3 separate regions of the Homo sapiens genome follow, and regions 1 and 3 are each linked to region 2. Evidence: chromatin contacts called from ENCODE Hi-C or POLR2A ChIA-PET data. All regions are on one chromosome and are shown on one strand. Each heading gives the region's core, a stretch centred on a gene start or an enhancer-like site at or near the end of the contact. The rest is flanking DNA. Distances are from core to core; before and after follow the strand shown. Region 1 holds the start of AGO4 (argonaute RISC component 4). Region 2 holds the start of TMEM35B (transmembrane protein 35B). Region 3 overlaps KIAA0319L (KIAA0319 like).

Evidence for each region. Hi-C counts contacts between places; a loop is a spot of excess contacts on that map. ChIA-PET counts read pairs that join two places held with the same protein, here RNA polymerase II (POLR2A). Pooled maps may share reads with other maps.
Region 1: a map of CD4-positive, alpha-beta memory T cell shows a loop between it and region 2 (5-fold over the local background). The contact joins the promoter of AGO4 here to the promoter of TMEM35B in region 2. A Hi-C loop is called at or near these places in 1 of 168 maps with a recorded cell type or tissue (CD4-positive, alpha-beta memory T cell).
Region 3: a pooled map shows a loop between it and region 2 (3-fold over the local background). The contact joins the enhancer-like site here to the promoter of TMEM35B in region 2. A Hi-C loop is called at or near these places in 1 of 37 single-sample maps with no recorded cell type and 3 of 50 pooled maps. POLR2A ChIA-PET finds 5 or more read pairs at or near these places in 1 of 52 experiments (activated T-cell).

Annotation. Positions count from the first base shown.
Region 1 is chr1:35,806,763-35,809,900 of GRCh38, reverse strand. It overlaps AGO4 (argonaute RISC component 4), which reads right to left and starts at 1,885. Exons shown (of 18, transcript NM_017629.4): 1 at 1,466-1,885. The coding sequence starts at 1,484. It overlaps CLSPN-DT (CLSPN divergent transcript), which reads right to left. Exons shown (of 3, transcript NR_199050.1): 3 at 2,961-3,138. RefSeq lists enhancers at 833-1,112, 2,212-2,711 and silencers at 1,263-1,512, 1,793-2,002.
Region 2 is chr1:34,984,063-34,987,243 of GRCh38, reverse strand. It overlaps TMEM35B (transmembrane protein 35B), which reads left to right and starts at 1,897. Exons shown (of 3, transcript NM_001195156.2): 1 at 1,897-2,046. The coding sequence starts at 1,939. It overlaps ZMYM6 (zinc finger MYM-type containing 6), which reads left to right. Exons shown (of 16, transcript NM_007167.4): 16 at 1-1,079. The coding sequence ends at 140. RefSeq lists silencers at 1,919-2,208, 2,269-2,338.
Region 3 is chr1:35,537,422-35,540,823 of GRCh38, reverse strand. All of the region lies in intron 2 of KIAA0319L (KIAA0319 like), which reads left to right. Among named protein-coding and RNA genes, the nearest start is that of KIAA0319L, 18 kb to the left of the region's middle. RefSeq lists enhancers at 686-775, 826-875. Within about 2 kb of position 1,668, at least 9 of the 41 ENCODE cell types and tissues checked have a DNase peak (open chromatin) inside an H3K27ac peak, as active enhancers do.

The sequences.
Region 1 (3,138 bases), core at 636-3,135, 820 kb before region 2:
TAGGGGGAGGGAAGAAACATCTGTTGAGCATCTATAGGCACTAGTCTCTACAATAAGACTTATCATATACTCTCATTTCATTCTCTCAACAATCTTACAGAACATACTTATTATTACCCTCAATTTATAGACGAGAAAATGAAAGTTCAAAGGAATTGAGTAATTTTCCCAGGGTCATACAACTATTACATTACTAGATTGAATCTGTTACATTCCTAAAGACCTGAGCATGTCTTTAGCCAGGGGACATATCTGAAGTTAACCTGGCATAATACACTGAAGTTTATCAAACAATATTAATGCGGCAAGCCAATTTATTTTTAAAAGGCATATGAAATTTGATTATGAGGGCCTTTAAACAATACTTTAAGAAGCAAATTAGGGTGGGGCTTAATCACTCAGCTATGCAAACAAGTGCTAAGTAAACAAACGTGCCAAGTTTCCAAACTCAAATGGCAACTCGAATTTTCTACGCACTAAAAAGATGAAACACTCTACGACTAAGTTCATTATGTAGGTAAAGTTTGAATATTAAAGTGAATTCCACCACAGCCCCTAAACACTGAGCTACTTAGCCAAGGCATTAGAAACCTGTTGGGCTTTGAGGTGGAAGCACCAGGCCCCAATACTCAGGACACTTGTTACAGCCTGGAATGGTTCTTCTGGTTTGGATAGAGAGAAATAACCAGAGGCCATCCATATCCACAACAAATTAGTTTCCAAAGCACTTTCTCCTTCATTTGATCCTCACAACCACTCATAACCCAATTAGAAGAGAACTCAGGGCATTGAAGCCTGTGGTGGAGCAGACTGACTGGCAACTCCTGTGTCACTCAAAGGCTGGCTCAGACCACTCTGAGACTAACACACAGACTGAGTGACAGAGGCACAGGACCATGTTCTTTGGGACATCAGGGCCTTTCAGAAAGGGTGGGCATTTTGTCCCTTGACCTTCAGAGATCATGAGAGGTGTTTGGATGAAGTTCTTCTTCCTCATCTGAAGGCTCTGGACCATCTGCCAGTGCAAAGAAAAATAGGGGCGCGGCCCCAAACCAGGACTACCGGCTGGTAGTAGGCAGCGGGGCCCTTTTCCCGGTCTGGGCCAGGCCTCCGCGCGCACTGGGTAGCGGATCGCCCCCTTCTGAGGCCCAAACTACCCTCGTCGCGACCCCGGGCACATATCGTCTCCCCGAGGTGGGGCCAAGAGTGGCCTCCGCCCGGCAGCGCCGGTCACCTTCCCGAACCTCCCCCCTGGACCTCGGGATCCACCCAACGGCCGGCTGGGGCGCGGTCACCGCCCCCCAGGCCCGGGTCAGCTCCCTCCGCTTCGTGCTGCGGGGCTCGGGTCCCCTTCCCCGAGGCCTGGCGGCCCGAACCCGGCGAGGCGACGGGGCAGCGAAAGTCCCGGCCGCCCGCCCCGGGTCCCGGGTCCCGGGTCCCGCCCCGACCCGAGCTCGCTCCTCACCGGGTCCCAGCGCCTCCATGGCGGCGGCGGGGGCCGCCTCGCCCCGGTCCCCGGCGCCTCCCGCTCCGGGCCCCGCCGCCGCCGCCGCCGCCGCCGCGTAACGCTTGATCTCCGGAATATTGGCGCTGGGGTGGCGCCGCGGAGACGCGGGCGCTGGGCAGGGGGCGGCGGCGGCGCCCGGCCCGGGGACAGGGACCCGGCTCCGGCTCTTCCGGCCTCAGCGACAACAAAAACAATCCCCGCCGCCGCCGCCGCCGCCGCCGCCAACGGGAGCGGGAGCGGGAGCCAGCGCGCGCGCCCGCCGGGAGGGAAGGGGGCGCGGGGTGCGCGGACCCAGGGTCCCGGCGGGCGGAGGGGGCGTGCGCGGCCCCGGGCGCGGGGTCCACAGAGCCCGGCAGGCGGCGAGGCGGGTCGGGGAACGAGCGCGCGCCCGGAGGGTGCAGAGCCCGGTGGACGTGTCGGGCACGCGCCCGCTGGCCCGCTCTGCCCCGTCCACCCGAGGAGGCCGTCCGGTGGCCAACGGCTCTGGGGGCTACGTGCCATCCCCCCAGGGCGTCCTGCAAAAGATCTGGATTCCAGTTCCGCTGACCCACAGATTCAGTTTTCCACTTCTGTGAGTGGAAAGTGTACTGAGATTCACAGGAGCCACCTCGCCTCCCTCCTCCCTCCTCCCACCCCAGATCGCTTCTGTCATCTCGTCTTTTAGGGTCACCTTAGACGCTAGCAGTCCTCCTTCATCCCTTCATTCAGCACCACACACCCAACTGCGCGTCCCTCTCCGTATAGCCGGAAGGCACCACGGGAATGGACCCTGATGAATGATGCATTCCCTCCCTGGTCCCATGACAAGCGCCTCTGGTCAGCAAATCACCAGTCACTTTAGAAGAGAAAGGTCTTGGCCGGGCGTGGTGGCTCACGCCTGTAATACCAGCACTTTGGGAGGCGGAGGCGGGTGGATCACCTGGGGTCAGGAGTTTGAGACCATCCTGGCCAACATGGCGGAAGCCCATCTCTACTAAAAACACAAAAAATTAGCCGGGCGTGGAGGCAGGCGCCTGTAATCCCAGCTACTTGGGAGGCTGAGGCAGGAGAATCGCTTGAACCCGGGAGGCAGAGGTTTCAGTGAGCCGAAATCGGGCCACTGCACTCCAGCCTGGGCGACAGAGCAAGACTGTCTGAAAAAAAAAAAATAAAAATAAAAGAGAGAGAGAGAGAGAAAGGTCTTGCTTTCTTGGATGCCTTCCCCTTAGCAGACAAAAGCCAAGGGAGCAGCACCACCTCCAAGGCAGCATGGTCAGCCCAGCAGGCACAGCATCTTTAGGGCTTTCAGTAAGGACTTTGAGTGGGAGAACACTGGACAACAGGCCAAGAAGCAGTTTCTAGTCAGCAGAAGGAAGGAGCCCCTTGTCCACCAATTGAAAAGGTACGATGAGTTTGTGTGTGTGTGTTGTATTCCTTTGCTACGGCATAACGTAACAAAGTACCACAGACTGGGTGGCTTAAACAACAGAAATTTATTTTCTCACAATTCTGGAGGCTGGCAGTCAGAGATACGATGTAGGCAGGGTTGGTTCCTTCTGAGGCCTATCTCCTTCACTTGGTAGATAGTGGCCTTCTCCCAGTGACTTCACGTGGTCTTCCCTCTGTGCACGTCTGTGTCCAAATTTCCTCTT
Region 2 (3,181 bases), core at 648-3,147:
CTGTTTATTTATGTGATGCTGCCTTTTCAGCTTTGACTGAGTCAAAACAAAAAAATCTGTTGGGTTCTGGCCCTGCCCTAAGACTTGCAGTCACATCTTTAATTCCAAGGATAGAAAAATTAGTGAAGGAGAAAGAGTAGCAATATGCACATTGCTTAACAGTGAAGTCAATAATCCTGTGTTAAGTTTTGTATAAGTATCCTAAAAGATAATTTCCTAATGTGGATTTGTGTTTTCAGTGATTAAATGTTTTAATAATTTTTCCCTTTTTGTTGAGGAATTTAATAATTATGATTGTTATAAATAATTATGTATAATTATAATCTAGGGTAGAAAATTTAGTTATTTCATTAAATTTGGACTAGTGACAAAGACTGCAGGTAATGAGAAGCCCAGTTTATAATGTAACAGCACAACCTGGATGTTGAAACAGCTTGGCCTTTAGAAGCAAGTGGAACATTTCAGTCTTCTAGCCAACCAGCTACTTACCCCTGCAAGGTTGTGAGTAGGTGGAAAAGATAGATCTTTTTTTTGAGATGGAGTTTTGCTCTTGTTGCCCAGGCTGGAGTGCAATGGCGTGATCTTGGCTCACTGGAACCTCTGCCTCCTAGGTTCAAACAATTCTCCTGCCTCAGCCTTCCAAGTAGCTGGGGTTACAGGCATGTGCCACCATGCCCGTCTATTGTATTTTTTTTAGTAGAGACGGGGTTTCACCATATTGGTCAGGCTGGTCTCTATCTCCTGACCTCAAGTGATCCACCTGCCTCGGCCTCCCAAAGTGCTGGGATTACAAGTGTGAGCCAACGTGCCCAGCTGGAAAAAGATAGATCTAAGCAGCTTGGGTAACTATAAATGGAAGCAGCAGGGGGATTTGAGACCCCTGCTTGGGGCCTTTCTGGCCCAATATACCAGGGCTTAGCAAACTTTTTAAATAAAGAGCCAGATAGTAAATATTTTCAGCTTTGCAGGCCATACTGTCACAACTACTCAATTCTGCAGTTGCAGTGCAAAAGCAGCCATAGACAATATGCAGATAAGTGTGGCTGTTTTTAAATAAAACTTATTCATGAACACTGAAATATGAATTTCATATAATTTTCCTATGTCACACAAGCTTCTTTAAAAAATGTTTTTATCATAAAAAATGTAAACAAACATTATTAGCTTGGGGGAAGGGGAGAAGCATGGAAAAAAATCAGACATCTGGCCAAATTTGGCCCATGGTTTGCCCATCCCAGCTTTAGACAGATTTCCAGGTAAGAGCAAATGGGCCAGGAGTGGACTGTAGGGCTTGGTTCAGTGAAAGCCTCTCTATCCATGCAAGTATCTGAATTTTCAAACACCTTTCACATTTCATTGTCAGCCGAGATAAATTAGAGGGAAAAGATATCTCAGGCAAAGAGACTTATTTAATAATTAATGGTTATTGATTTATTACAATTTTATAAATTAATTTACTAATTTACAAATAACTTTCTGAGCTCTTACATGTGCAGGCACTGTGCTAGGCCTGTTACAAACTCTGGAGAACTGAGTTATCCCCATATACAGATGCAGATACTGAGGCCCTTTGGGGTGGGTGACAGCTCAGATCCCACAGCTAGTGTGGCACAGGCAGGAACGAAGCCCGGGGTCTTTTGATGGTAGCTGAACCGCACCCAGACACCCACCCGTGTCTGCCAGCACTCCGTATTGGCTGGGAAACACTCCCTGAATCCAAAGGTGCCTGTTTAGTCAGTTACCAGCCAGTGGTCCTCAAGTGTCCCCACCTGTAAGATGGGGGCGCCCTGCCCCAGTACTGCAGCCTCGCGACCCCCTGGAGGGTGGGGGACGGTAGCTCAGGCGAGAGTCTTCCGGCTGCCCCGGGGAGGGAGGAAATGAGCCGGCGGCAGGGGCGGGTTTTCGGCGGGGCCAACCCACGGTGGGGGGAGCGCGGCCATGGCGCTCCTGCTTTCGGTGCTGCGTGTACTGCTGGGCGGCTTCTTCGCGCTCGTGGGGTTGGCCAAGCTCTCGGAGGAGATCTCGGCTCCAGTTTCGGAGCGGATGGTGAGCGGCGCGGGCGGGCGGCAGGGGATCGGGCCCGCGGCGGCGTGTGCTCCGCCCTGCCGCTCCTCGCCCCCGGCCCGGCAGGCCGCCTTCGGGCTTCCGAGGCTCAGCTGGAGCTGGGGGAAAGCGCCTGGCTTTCGACTGAGGCGCAGGTCCTGCCTGGGGAGTTCCTCGAGTTCTCTGGATCTTCCCTAGACGGAAGGGGACAGAACCTCCCCTTCCTGCAGAATATTGGTGGCCCCAGGCAAATCTAGAGCCTTAGGAGGTCCCTCCCACCCCCCCGGACCCTGGGGGAGGATGATGCGGTGGGAAAATGAGCTCACTTCCCGCTCTCTTCCCTCTTTTCGCCGTTTGCTTCAGTTTTTGGGAGGTTCGTGGGGTTGGGGTGTAGTAATCCTGGCTTTGCAGGGAAGGAAGCCCGCCCTGAAGGGCAAGTATATCTGCTAAAGATTGCACATCTAGTCAGGAAGCAGGACACAAGCTAGACACTCCTAACTCGGAACCCAGAGAGGGAAGCCTCTCTCGGAAGCCTGAGAGGGATGCCCTGAAGTCGTCTTTCAGCCTTCTGTCTAGTTCCAGACTCATGGGAAAGCTTTCATATCCTGTTCACCAATCTCCCCAGTCCCTCAAAAGAGCCAGACTTGTAGACCTCTGCTGGCATCTCTCTCCAAGGCCTGGATAAATCCCCAGAGACAGACAGCTTAGAGCTGCTTCCCAGCAGAGCTGAGGAGGGGAGGTAGAGCTGAGGAGTGGGAACAGGAAAAAGTATCCCCGAAAGTAAGGATGAAGTTGTCATTTGGCTCAGGGGAGGGCCTGCCTTGACAAGAAGAGTCACTTTGAGCCCACCTAACTCTGCCTCACCTCCAAATATTCCCTGTACAGCAGCCTTAAGAGAAACCAGGCCAGACACAAAGAAGGAAACTGTGGAATTCCCCAGGCCTTGGCACTAGGGAGCCAAGCCCAGCCCCCTCCTCCTGGGATTTGGGGCTGGGTTGTAATCTCTTGAGAGGTCTAGTGAGAAGATCAATCTCTGTACCACTTGGAGCATGGAGCCTGTTTCCTGATTCCAAAGCTCAGCGCCACAGGGCAGCCCTCTCCTCTTCAGGCTGACCTCAGCCCTGGACCTGACCTAGAG
Region 3 (3,402 bases), core at 419-2,918, 550 kb before region 2:
CATCAAGATTCCCTTCAAGGAGTTTGAGGCTTCCCTAGGGTCCCAAGGTAATGCCATGACAATAGAGACCTAGTCTTCTTTGCAGAATCCTGGGAATGTAGGAGACTAGACAATTTGATGTCTCAAGCTGGTCTTAATAGAATAACCTTCTGCCAAGAATTATGTAAGTGAAGTTCCTGTCCACAAGATGGTATATCTCCAGTTTTCCTTTCTATCCAGTGCTCTGTCTCTCTCACCTTTAATAATCCACATTTCCTGAATAAGCAGTTAGAGTGGTTATTTGGAAATGTGGAAAGAGTGCTATAGCTGCAGCCTTTGCCCCCAAGTTGGAAGTGTGTTCCTGTGGTGATTTCATGGGCGTTAGATACACCCAGCCCATCAGCACTTGAAAGTCTTCTGCATTAGGGTGCTCCTGCCCTTTTGGCATCAGGTTTGTTACTCAGGATCTTAGGTGAACCATTCCAATGCTTAGCATGAAGCAAGCACCAATTATATAAATCTTGAACTTCCCTGGCCAATCACAAAAGGAAACTATAAAATGCCCTAAGAAGAGAAAGAATTATGAATGTCCCTGAATGGTGAGTTAGCCATCACAGACGCTGTCCAAAGGGAAACAGAAGCAGGGAGGAATGCCAGCCAAGGCCTATCTGGAACTCTACCCACTGCAGACTCTGCCCTAAAGATGGGTGCCCAGTGCATCTCACTTCAGTTCCCCTTTTTAAACTCCCTCAGCAGATGACAGGATTTTTAGGAATGCTCTCTTTCTTCCAACTGGCTTAACATTATGTTTTGATTCTAATCCAGCAGCACATTTGAGTTTGAAATAAATGTATGCTTATGAATTCTTTCACTTTTAGGTAATAAGGGGAATGACTAATATTACCAGACCTGGGAGATGGAGTGGGGGGTAACATTGATTCAGTTTCACTTCTGTAGCCTTAATTTCAGATTCAAGTTCACCATTTCAAGAGGACTGCCATCCTGCCTGTTAAGAAATGGCTCCTCTGTTTTTTGTTTGTTTGTTTTTGATACAGCTCAATGTTTATTGTCCTTAACTGAGGGCAACCAGAGTCAGCTGGAGGCTTATGGAAGTGGGGTGGCTACAGTGAATGAATCTTAATCAGAATAAATGAAGCAGCCTTGTAGAGAAAAGCTGAAGAGCCAGCTTCCATCTCAGAAAGTTGAGTAATCTGCATCCTGCTGGGTCAGTCTGTGGCATCTGGCCTGAAGCAAGCAGCCCCATATGCTGAAGCAGTGCCAAGCTGTCTTCTACCTGTGCATTCTACTTCATCAGTTTCTAACTGCTTGGTTTTCAAAATTGCTCTCAGCTGTGCTCCCCAGGGTATGCTTATAAGCTGCACTCTGACATTTCTCACAATGGACTTTTCAAATAACAGCGAGTTTTCCTATTACGCCTTCTGTGAAAAGTTAAAGGGAGGAGTTGGCCCCTGACCTGAGGTCTGCAGACCTGGAACAGGGTTATTTGCTCAGGATGTTCAAGGCAGAAACAAAAGTTTTCTGGCCTATCCCTGGAGACTTTCTCTGACAAGCATACCCTCCTTTCCGTTCCCAAGCTGTTTTGATTGAGCTGTTTCGCCTCCACTCTTTTGTATTTCATGTGGGGGTTGCTACCTTGGCAGCATGGCTGCCTCTGTCAGTGGAGAGGAAGTGGTGGAGAGTAAAGGCCGTATGTGTACGATATGTTTCCAGGGCTTTGCTGTGTCCCTGTGGGTAGTGTGTGTGTGTCAAAGAAAGAGAGAGACACTGAAGAACATTTGGGTGTTCTTATTTCCCTGCCTAGAATTAATACCATTTTTTGAAGCAGCAGAGAAATGTTGCCATTATACAGATGAGGATAAGGAAACGCCAGTTTCCGTGCAGTTAGAGATAGTCTATACTAGATAATTTGGCAGTCAGGAGTGTTGACCAATTTGCCCATATTTTCATTTCTGTCAGTAGAATGTGACTTACAATTAACTTGAAAATGGAGGTATAAGAAAAAAACACAAGTAAAAACACGTCAGAAAAATGAAGTCTATTAAAAGCCACATGATTGCCATAAATAAACCAAACAATATGAAATTACCCGAATGTCAGTGCCACATTATGGTGTTGACTTAGATTACATTCTCCTAATATTTGTGGTCTCTGGCTCTTTATATGTGTTATCTCACATTCAGTCAGTGCCTTAAAATAAGCTAACTGCATTTTTTTTTTTTTTTTTTTTTTTTTTGAGACAGAGTTTCACTCTGTTGCCCAGGCTGGAGTGCAGTGGCATGATCTCAGCTCACTGCAGTCTCCACCTCCCAGCTGCAAGCAATTCTCCTGCCTCAGCCTCCCGAGTAGCTGGGACTATAGGTACGTGCCACCATGCCTGGCTGATTTTTGTATTTATAGTAGAGATGGGGTTTCACTGTATTGGCCAGGGTGGTTTTGAATTCCTAACCTCAGGCAATCCGCCAGCCTCGGCCTCCCAAAGTGCTGGAATTATAGGCGTGAGCCACTGTGCCTGGCCTAACTGCATTTTTGTACCTTCTCTAGGATGCTTAATTCACATTATTAATGATAATTAATATCTAGGTATTTTATATATATACTATAGATACACGCATTTTAGGTCAACAAATAATATATCAGGCTAAATAAAACCAAGTTCCTGCCATTAGAGAGGTCACACTATGGAGGCAGAGAGAGATGTAGAAACATAAAGAAGCATGATCAATTCCGAGATGTGCTATGGGAACACAAAGAATGGGGCAGAGAATAGCTGAACCCTGTTTTATAGCAGGCTGGTAAGACATGGGATGTTCTAATCCCTTTGAACCTCCTCCTCCCAGATTCATTTGAAGTGGCTTTTAACCCACAGAGCTCTTTTCACTTTTTTTATCTTAGAGGGAGGGATAGAGGGAAGAGTTTGTACAGCTCTGTAAGTCTAGAGAATAAGAGCCCTAAGAAATTATTTCTGTACAGATACAGATTGGCTTTGATTTAATTTAAATAAACTGGCTCTCAAAAATTCTAAGAATACTAACTACTCACACAGTTTTGCTTTCATTTACACACAGATGAGAAAGCATCTGTAGCTCTGCATTTTATTTGCTATAAGCAAAAAGTGGTTCGAGATATTTAAGTATCTGAAGCTTGGTTGTATTGAGTCCTCACATGTCCCAGTTCAGCCCACTGCAGTTTTTTTTTTTTTTTTTTTTTTAATGGCGCTTACATAATGCTCCAAAAAGAGAGAGTTTCAATGGGTAAATTGATATAAACTTTTCCTCTATTGGCCATATCTGCTGAAATAACACTTCATGGCTAGCTATATTATTTCCTTACTTCCTCCCAAGCCTACAATTCTGTTTAATTTACATATTTCTGCTGCGGCCCTCTAAATGACCTTCTCTTTAA